Linked DNA regions of Homo sapiens: regions 1 and 3 are each linked to region 2. Evidence: chromatin contacts called from ENCODE Hi-C data. All regions are on one chromosome and are shown on one strand. The core of a region is the stretch at or near the end of the contact, and the rest is flanking DNA. Distances in the headings are between cores, read along the strand shown.

Region 1 (2,700 bases), core at 126-2,625, 2.9 Mb before region 2:
GTGTGCACCACTACACCCGGCTAATTTAAAAAAAAGTTTGTTGTTGTTGTTGTTGTTGTTTTTGTGGAGATGAGGTCTCACTATGTTGCCCAGGCTGGTCTCAAACTCCTGGCTTGTGATCCTCCTGCCTTGGCCTCCCAAAGTGCTGGGATTACAGGTGTGAGCCACTGTGCCTGGCCTGGACTAATTCTTTACAAGTTTTCTCCACCACCGGATAGATCTCTTCACGGCAGAGACTTGATCTATCAGTTGTATTCCCAGTTTGTCCTACAGTGCTTTAGACATGATTGATAGTAACATGATTTTGGAAGTGAATAGGATATAATCTTAAAGCATTCAGGAAGCCATTGTTAGCAAACGTTGCAGAGCAGTAGGTGTGATCTCAATTCCTCTCACCAGCCTATGCATTTCCTTAGTCAGTAAATCACTGAATCTATTTCTGTCTTGAGTATTGCATGTTGACTGTGGCATGTGATTGAGCATAAAAAGGCGTTAGCGATATGCATCCAGAGATCTCACTGAGGTCTAAAGCACTGAGAAGACTTCATTAGGTGAAACTTGGGTTGGTGAAACACCTTTTTTCTTACTGGCAGTATATTAATGATAACATTTGTATAGCATATTATTTACATCCTCACAACATCACCAGGATATTTTTATTTTCATCCTTATCTTACTGTTGAAGAAATGGAGGCTCAGAGAAGATAAAAATATTCAATTTAGCAAGTGGCAGATCTGGAAGTAGAAACCAGATTTTATGAAACCAAAGGCATCTCTAGAGAATTTTTTTTTTATTTCAGTAAAATTACTGCGTACCTATTGTGGAGAAGACCACCACATCCTTTGGTTTCACTTTTAGGTGACTTATAAAGTAATAGGGAGAAATGAGGGCAGATCATTTTGCTAGCTCTAACTGAAGAATTCCAGTCAATCAATACTGTGGCTGTTATCGGCTTTATAAAAGACTACTATTCCCAGCATGCCTCAAGGCACCTCCAGGAAGACCTTGACTCCCAGCATTCTGTACTTTGGAACTCCGAGTCCCAGAATGCAACATTCCTCCTACTTCCTCTCAGGGGGCCGTCGAGACTACAGTTCCCAGCATGCAGCGCCGCCACCTGCTTCTGGCGCCCCGCTGGACCCTGCTTCGAAGGGACCGTTTGGTCGCCAGAGGGCGGTTCCTGGAGTTACAGCCGCGTTTGCGGGACGTGTCTGCGCGGCAGTCCTGGCCTGTTGAGCTTGTCCAGACGAAGCCTCGCAGGGATGGGTTGGAGCCTGGGCCGGGCTTCGCTCAGGCAGCGTTTGAGGCAGACCCAGCAGGGTCCTCCTGGGGCCTTCCTGCCTTTGAACTGCGGTGGCGGGCGGGCGCACGGTCTCCTGTACGCCCTAGACTAGGGGCCGCCATCTCCATGGCCACGGCCGTGAGCCGGCCCTGCGCCGGCAGGTCGCGGGACATACTGTGGCGCGTGAGTGCGGCGTGCACTGTGGCACGCACTGCCAGGGTCGGGCCGGGCGGGCAAGCTCTGATCGCGCGTGCGCGCTGGGCGGGGGAGGGCCGGTCCCGGGGCAGCGTGGAGAGAACGCGTGGGGAAGGCACCACTTGGGGGACTGATTGCAGGGTTGTGGGAAGTCCTGAGTGGAAGTTGGTTACGGGGTAGGAGAGGGGTCCTGAGTGGAAGGAAGCTGGTCAGAGTGGGACGGATGGACTGAATGGAAATTGGAATAGGGAGTGAGGCGGAGTTTTACGCAAGGGTACCGTATCCAGTAGGTGCAAAATAAATAACTTAATTTGTTTCGTTAAGAAGTGGGAAGGAATGCACGGAATTGGAAAGAAATGTGGCATTAGTAGAGGCTGGGGTTAGGGTCCAGTAAGCAGGGCAGGTGTTCTTTGTAAGGTAGAATGGGACTGAGCTGAGTGGAATAGTACTTCCTCCTTAAAGTTACGGAATTAACAGTACTACATCGCTTCTCTGGAGTGCAAAGAGAAAGAGGAGAAAGATCCCTTTTGGAAAAGTGCTTCTATCCCAGTGCACTGCCATCTCCCCTGTATTCCAAACTAAAAACTTTTGGGTCCGTAAGTCTTATCTTTTTTTTTTTTTGAGCCGGAGGCTCGCTCCCTGTTGCCCAGGCTGCAGTGCAATGGCGCGTTGTCGGCTCACTGCAACCCCCGCCTCCAGGGTTCAAGGAGTTCTGCCTCAGCTTCCCGAGGAGCGGGGATTATAGATACGCACCACTACGCCCAGCTAATTTTTGTATTTTTAGTAGAGATGGGGTTTCACCATGTTGGTCAGGCCGGTCTTGAACTCCTGACCTCAAGTGAGTCATCCGCCTCGGTCTCCCAAAGTGCTGAGATTACAGGCGTGAGCCACCGTGCCTGGCCTCTAAAATTTTTTTAAAAATTATTTTTATAATAGAGATACGATATCTTCTCCAGCCTGGTCTTGAGCTCCTGGGCTCAACTAGTCCTCCTGCCTCAGCCGCCTAACTATTTGGGACATCAGGTGCATGCCATCGTGCCTGGTGTATGTTTAGCATGCATGAGTACTTCATTCCTTTTTGTGGCTGAATAATCCACTGTATGGACATACCACATATTTTGTTTATCCATTCATCAGTATGTGGGTATTTGGGTTGTTGCCACCTTTGGCACTTGTGAGCCACCGCACTTGGCTGACAGTGTCTTCTGAAGCAAAAAAGTTT
Region 2 (2,700 bases), core at 137-2,636:
CATGATGATTTCACTAGTTATTTTAGCTCTACAGGATAAAATCAGCAATCTTACTTCACATTTTCAAGCTTTTACATACTTTCCAAAGCAAGTAAATGCCCCATGACAATCCAGAAGCTGATATTTTCCCAAGTCAAGGATGAACAACTTCCACTGTCACACTTTCTCTAACCTGGACGACAATTACAAACTGTCACACTTCATTGTACATAGTCTTTGGCTGTTTTAGTTACAGAGGTTGTCAATTTCTGACCATGGGTTGAAACTTTCAATATTTGGTGAATATTCCAAAATAATTTCTTATGAAAATGAATAGGCCGGGTGCAGTGGCTCACGCCTGTAATCCCAACACTTTGGGAGGCCGAGGAGGGCGGATCACGAGGACAGGAGTTCGAGATCAGCTTGCCCAACATAGTGAAACCCCGTCTCTACTAAAAATACAAAAAAAACTTAGCCGGGCTTGGTGGCGGGAGCCTGTAATCCCAGCTACTATGGAGGCTGAGGCAGGAGAATCGCTTGAACCCAGAAAGCGGAGGTCGCAGCGAGCCGAGATCGCGCCACTGCACTCCAGCCCGGGCCACAGTGCGAGACTCCGTCTCAAAATAATAAATAAATAAATAAATAAATAAATAAATAAAAATAGACTGACTATATTCAAAGCTGGATTCAAGTTTTATCCCATTTGTAAGATGTCTCAGCTTAAAAAAACAAATATAACTGCAGCAGTAGAAAGGTTTTCCCTTTTTTCCCCCTTTGGAGCAACCCTATTAACTCGAGGTTGTTATTTCTCATAACTACCTTATCAATTAAAAAAAATGCTCCTCCTCTTCTCTGGAACGAGATTTTTACCTTTCTCAGCTTCCTCGTCTCTCCCATGTCTACCATGGCAGTCTGGTTACTTCTGTGTTACGGAGTCTGAGGATGCAGACGTCAGGGAGCTTGGGACTGGGTGTGACAGTGTGGATTCGGTTTTGACAGGTTGAGCGTGAGAGACTATATGAAGCTGTATTTTGCTGAAACATTGTAGAGAAAAACATATATTTCTGAAATGCTGTTTGTTAGACGAGTTGTAACAGTGTGTTTAGTTGGTTTGTGAGGGTGGTGTGTATTTGTGTGACTAACCACGTGAGGTGCACAATCTGGTCCCCGCCTCAGCTAGGGGGAGGCGCTATCCTGAGGCCTTTGCTTAAATCCAAACTGGAATAACCTGTTGCGAGACTTGAAGCTTCCGCAGCTGCAGGTTGCAGTCTCTGCCGCCAGCGCAGAGATCCTGGCCGGGTAGTCGCGCGCTCAGCGCTTGACAGGAGGGTGGTCACGTGGAGCCGCAAAGCGGCGCTTTGCGACCTCGATGACAGGCAAAATGTGCGACAGCCGTGGCGCTGGCCAACCAGGGGCGGAGGCGGCGGCCAGGGAGGAAGCGGAGGAGGCGGAGGCGGCCGCGGCGTTCGCCCGCCCGCTCGCTCGCTCGGTTTCCCCGCCCCCGCCGGGCTTAACGCCGCTGAAGGTATCCGGGTGCGCGCTGTCGCAACCTGCCCTCATCCTGGCCCGCGACTGTAAGACCGGACCCACATCCAGACCAATCTTCCTGTCCGGGCTGCTGCGACGCGGGCTCCGCAGGTTGCAGGCGGGCGGCCGGGGCGCCTGAAGGTTACCGAGTGCATGAGCGCCTAGCGCTTCCCGCGCTGCCCCGCCCGCTGGCCCGCCGACCCGCCCGCCGGCTCGCCCGCCAGCCCCTCGGCGCCCGGCGGCGGCGGCGGCGGTGGCGGCGACGGTCGCAGGAGGTGCCGTCTGCCTCCCAGGTGCGCGCTTCGCTCCCGGAGCCGCGGAACTCGGCGGCCGCCATGGCGTCCAACATGGACCGGGAGATGATCCTGGCGGATTTTCAGGTGAAGTATCTGGCCCTCTTCCCCTCCCACTTCCAACCTCGTGGGTTTCCGGTGCCACAAGGGAGTCTTCTTCCCAGCGTTTGAACGCTGCAGTGGTGTGTCATTTAGGCTTTTATACGGTGCGTGGCGTGTGTGTGTGTGTGTGGCGAGCTATGGAGAAGCGTATAATTTATATGCTATCATGAGTGTGTAGAATGTGTTAAGTACGGGTTGAATGGGATTGGAGGTATTAATGACTTGGGTTACAATGTGTGTGGAATGTGTAGTGTTTCCTGTATTATATGGGGGGACGTGTAGAGTTTTTGTTTTAATTGGTGTTGGACCATTAAGTATGGGATGTTTTGGGTGGTTCTGTGGGGAGAGATGTATGGAGTGTGAGCGTGGAGCGTGTGGTGTTATGGGCGTGGTGTATTTATATTGTATTAAGGGAAGAGTAAAAAAGCAGAATGATGAGATGGCGAGGGCAATGACAATGGGGTACTGAGGTCCTTTTCAAAGAGGAGTAAACATTTGAGACTTTGCCTAATTGGAATCTTTGGAGGGTAAGAAGATAACAAGGAGACAGATAAGACTATATATTCCAGAGTATCTCTGCAATGAATTCACAAGCTTAATAAATTACCTATTCATATTTGCGGATTCCCCTCCCCTACAGACTTGAATTGCTTGGTTGGTGTCCTTTCTCCAGGAATACTTTAAAGGATAAGTAAAGGCTGTTCTCTTAATAAACCCAGTCGTAGTGCCACTGACATGTAAGTATCTTAGGAAGGCCCTTTGAAAGTAGAACTGTATGCATTGTGAAAGACTTGGAGCT
Region 3 (2,700 bases), core at 100-2,599, 3.0 Mb before region 2:
CAGGACATTTACAACGAGGCCTCCCTTCTTCCCTCAGCCAGGCCCAAAATGAGCTACATCCATATACCAGGAGAACATCTGCCAACCCATGGCCTTCATCCCAAGGCTGCAGACACTTTTGGTTTATCTGAAAATGCAGTATTCTTGGGAAAATTTCTAACATAAAAACCTAAACAGAAACTAAACTATGGGTAGTTCTAAACCACCAATAACCAACAATCCACCTTCATTGTTCTGTGTGTCCCCATTCTTCAATTTTCAACTTTCCTCACTACTTTTTTCCTATAATATGCACTTTCCTACCTGCCTTCTCACCCATACCCTTTCAGGCTCCCTACTTCCCTCCAAGAACATGCCAGTCTCTCCCACAACGTGACACTCTTACCAATTCTAGCGCTTCTCACACCAAAAATCCTAACCCCACTCCCTTCGCCCACCCCAGCTCTCCTGCCCCTTTCAACCTTCAGACCCTTCCAGCCCTTCCGAGCCCCTGGTGAAAGGTGGCTTGCTGTCCCACAGACCCAACCTTCCAACCTCCGATCTCCCAACCTTCACCTGCCTCCCCTTCCTTCCCCACACTCCTCCACCCCCCACTCCTCTCCTTCACCATCTATTCTTCCCTTCTTCCCACTCTAGGGGCTTCCCTCTCCTAGGACCCCAATCTCTCCATCCCTTTCCTTGCCTTCTGTTCTCAATCTTCAAGACCCTCTTCCTTCACGCCTCACTATCCCCAACTTGGCATTCCACACCCCCAACTTTTCTTCCCTGCCCCCAAGACCCCACCCTCTCTATTCCTATCCTATCTCGTTTCCTCCTTGAACCCCTAAAATCCCATTCCCTTCCCCCTTCCTTCTTCCCGCTCTCTCCCCAAGCATGCCTCTCCCCGAGTCCACCCAGGCTAATCCTGCTCCCTGTCCCACCCAGGCCCCGAACCCCAATTCTCACACGTCCCCATAGCCTGCCCCCGCACCCCTACGCCACCCTTAAACCCATCGCCCCCACCAGTATACCTCATCCTCCCCTCAACCCGCGCCCCGCCGTCCCTCTGGGGCGTCCCCTCCCCCACCCCGCCCCTCCCTAACACCCCGCCCCCGCTCCCACACGCAACCCGGGGCCCCGCGAGCGGCCCGGCCCGCGGCCGCCACCTACCTGTGCCCCTGCCCGGGGCAGCGAGCGGCAGCTCCTCGGTGACGGCTCCCTCCTCCCGCGGCCCGGCTGACGGGGAAGGGCTCAGCACCCCGGGCACAAAGCTAGGAAGGGTGGGACACAGTGAAGGTGGGAGGAGGGAGGGGGCTGGGGGCAACCAGGCGCCGTGGGACCGCGGGACCGGCGGGGGCGGGAGCAAGGCTGGGCCGGGGAGGCGCGCGTGCGCGGGCCCCGGCACGAAGGCGGGGCCGGACCTGGAGGCGGGGCCAGGCCCAGGGCAGGCGACCCGAGGGCCGAGGGTTTGGAACTCGCAGAGGTGGGCCCTGCGCGTGCGTGCTCGCGGGAGGGTGGGTCCCCTGGGTCCTGCGGGCCCCGGGGATAGAGCTGAGCTGGGGGAGGGTAGGCAGCGCGCGCCCCGGGACTGGCCTGGGGAAAGGCGCACAGGAGTGGTTTCGCATCTTGGCCCGCGAAGTAATGGGAGCCGGAGAGGGCGGGGCCGATTGTGGGCGGGGCCTGTGGGAGGCGTGGCGCTAAGAGCTAGGGGTAGGAGGGGCCGAGGCCGCCGCGAGGGGGCGGGGCTGAGGCGGGGTGGGGCCTCTGGGAGGCGTGGCGCGAAAAGCTCGGGGTAGGAGCGAGCGCGCCCGGGAACTCGGTGGAGCGAGCGCGCCCGGGAACTCGGTGGAGGCCGCGGTGGCGGGGTGGGGCGGGGCTGAGGGCAGGGCGGGGCCTGTGGGAGTCGTGGCGCAAAGAGCTCGGGGTAGGAGCGCGCGCCCGGAAACTCAGCGGTGGCCGCGGCGAAGGGGCGGGGCTGAGGGTGGGACGGGGCTTGTGGGAGGCGTGGCGCGAAGATTTCAGAGTTGGAGCGCGCGCGACCCCGGACTCCACGGAGGCCGCGGCGAGCAGGCGGAGCTGCGGGTCGGGACGCTCTGCGTGGGGCGGGGCGCAAGGGAGGTTTCGAGCCCGGAAGGTCCGGCGCCCAGAGCTAACGGGAGTCCCAGGTGAGCGGGTAGCGGGGTAGGCAGGCTGGCACCAGAGGGTATGGGGGCCTGGCCGGGCAAGGCAGAAGGACGGGGATGTTGGTGGGAAGGGAGCAACAGTGGAGGGGTGGTGAAGAGACGCGCGGCGGGAGGCGTGGAAGGGCCGCGGCGGGAGGTCTGACGCGGGCCCGCCTTTTCCTCTAGACCCTGGAAGCGCCACTACCAGCCCACGAAACTCTTTGAGGCCAGAAATAGCGTCTTGACCCCCCAAAAGGGAAAACCAGTTGTAAATCGAAATTAATTAGTCTACCAAAATGTAATGTAAGCTGTCAGCCGCAACGTAACACATCTAGCTATAAATTGTACCTAAGGTCGGGGGCATTTATATATTCTTTACATAATTTGGGGCGGGCCTCCACAAGTCTGAGGCTTTAGGGCCTTGAACTGAGGAGGAGGGTTTGGGATGGAGGTGAGAAGGTGGTGCCAGGGCTGGTTTGCCTTGGAAGCCGTGGCCCTGGCCCCTCGGAGACAGAAGCCTTAGGCCGGGTCCGTGTTTTCTAAAGTACACCACGTTCCC

What was found. Hi-C counts contacts between places; a loop is a spot of excess contacts on that map. Pooled maps may share reads with other maps.
Region 1: a map of CD8-positive, alpha-beta T cell shows a loop between it and region 2 (14-fold over the local background). The contact joins the promoter of NDC1 here to the promoter of FAF1 in region 2. A Hi-C loop is called at or near these places in 2 of 168 maps with a recorded cell type or tissue (CD8-positive, alpha-beta T cell and naive thymus-derived CD4-positive, alpha-beta T cell) and 8 of 50 pooled maps.
Region 3: a loop to region 2 is called in a map of B cell, with 14 times the contacts of the local background. The contact joins the promoter of LRRC42 here to the promoter of FAF1 in region 2. A Hi-C loop is called at or near these places in 4 of 168 maps with a recorded cell type or tissue (B cell, CD4-positive, alpha-beta T cell, CD8-positive, alpha-beta T cell and 1 more), 1 of 37 single-sample maps with no recorded cell type and 10 of 50 pooled maps.

What each region holds. Positions count from the first base shown.
Region 1 is chr1:53,836,971-53,839,670 of GRCh38, reverse strand. It overlaps NDC1 (NDC1 transmembrane nucleoporin), which reads left to right and starts at 1,375. Exons shown (of 18, transcript NM_018087.5): 1 at 1,375-1,466. The coding sequence starts at 1,410. RefSeq lists an enhancer at 902-1,381 and a silencer at 1,492-1,621.
Region 2 is chr1:50,958,953-50,961,652 of GRCh38, reverse strand. FAF1 (Fas associated factor 1) reads left to right here and starts at 1,386. Exons shown (of 19, transcript NM_007051.3): 1 at 1,386-1,886. The coding sequence starts at 1,842. It also overlaps a transcript of CDKN2C not described here. RefSeq lists silencers at 1,420-1,579, 1,690-1,739 and an enhancer at 2,050-2,099.
Region 3 is chr1:53,944,999-53,947,698 of GRCh38, reverse strand. It overlaps LRRC42 (leucine rich repeat containing 42), which reads right to left and starts at 1,349. Exons shown (of 9, transcript NM_001256409.2): 1 at 1,150-1,349. It overlaps IFT25 (intraflagellar transport 25), which reads left to right and starts at 2,000. Exons shown (of 6, transcript NM_016126.4): 1 at 2,000-2,144. RefSeq lists a silencer at 1,034-2,103.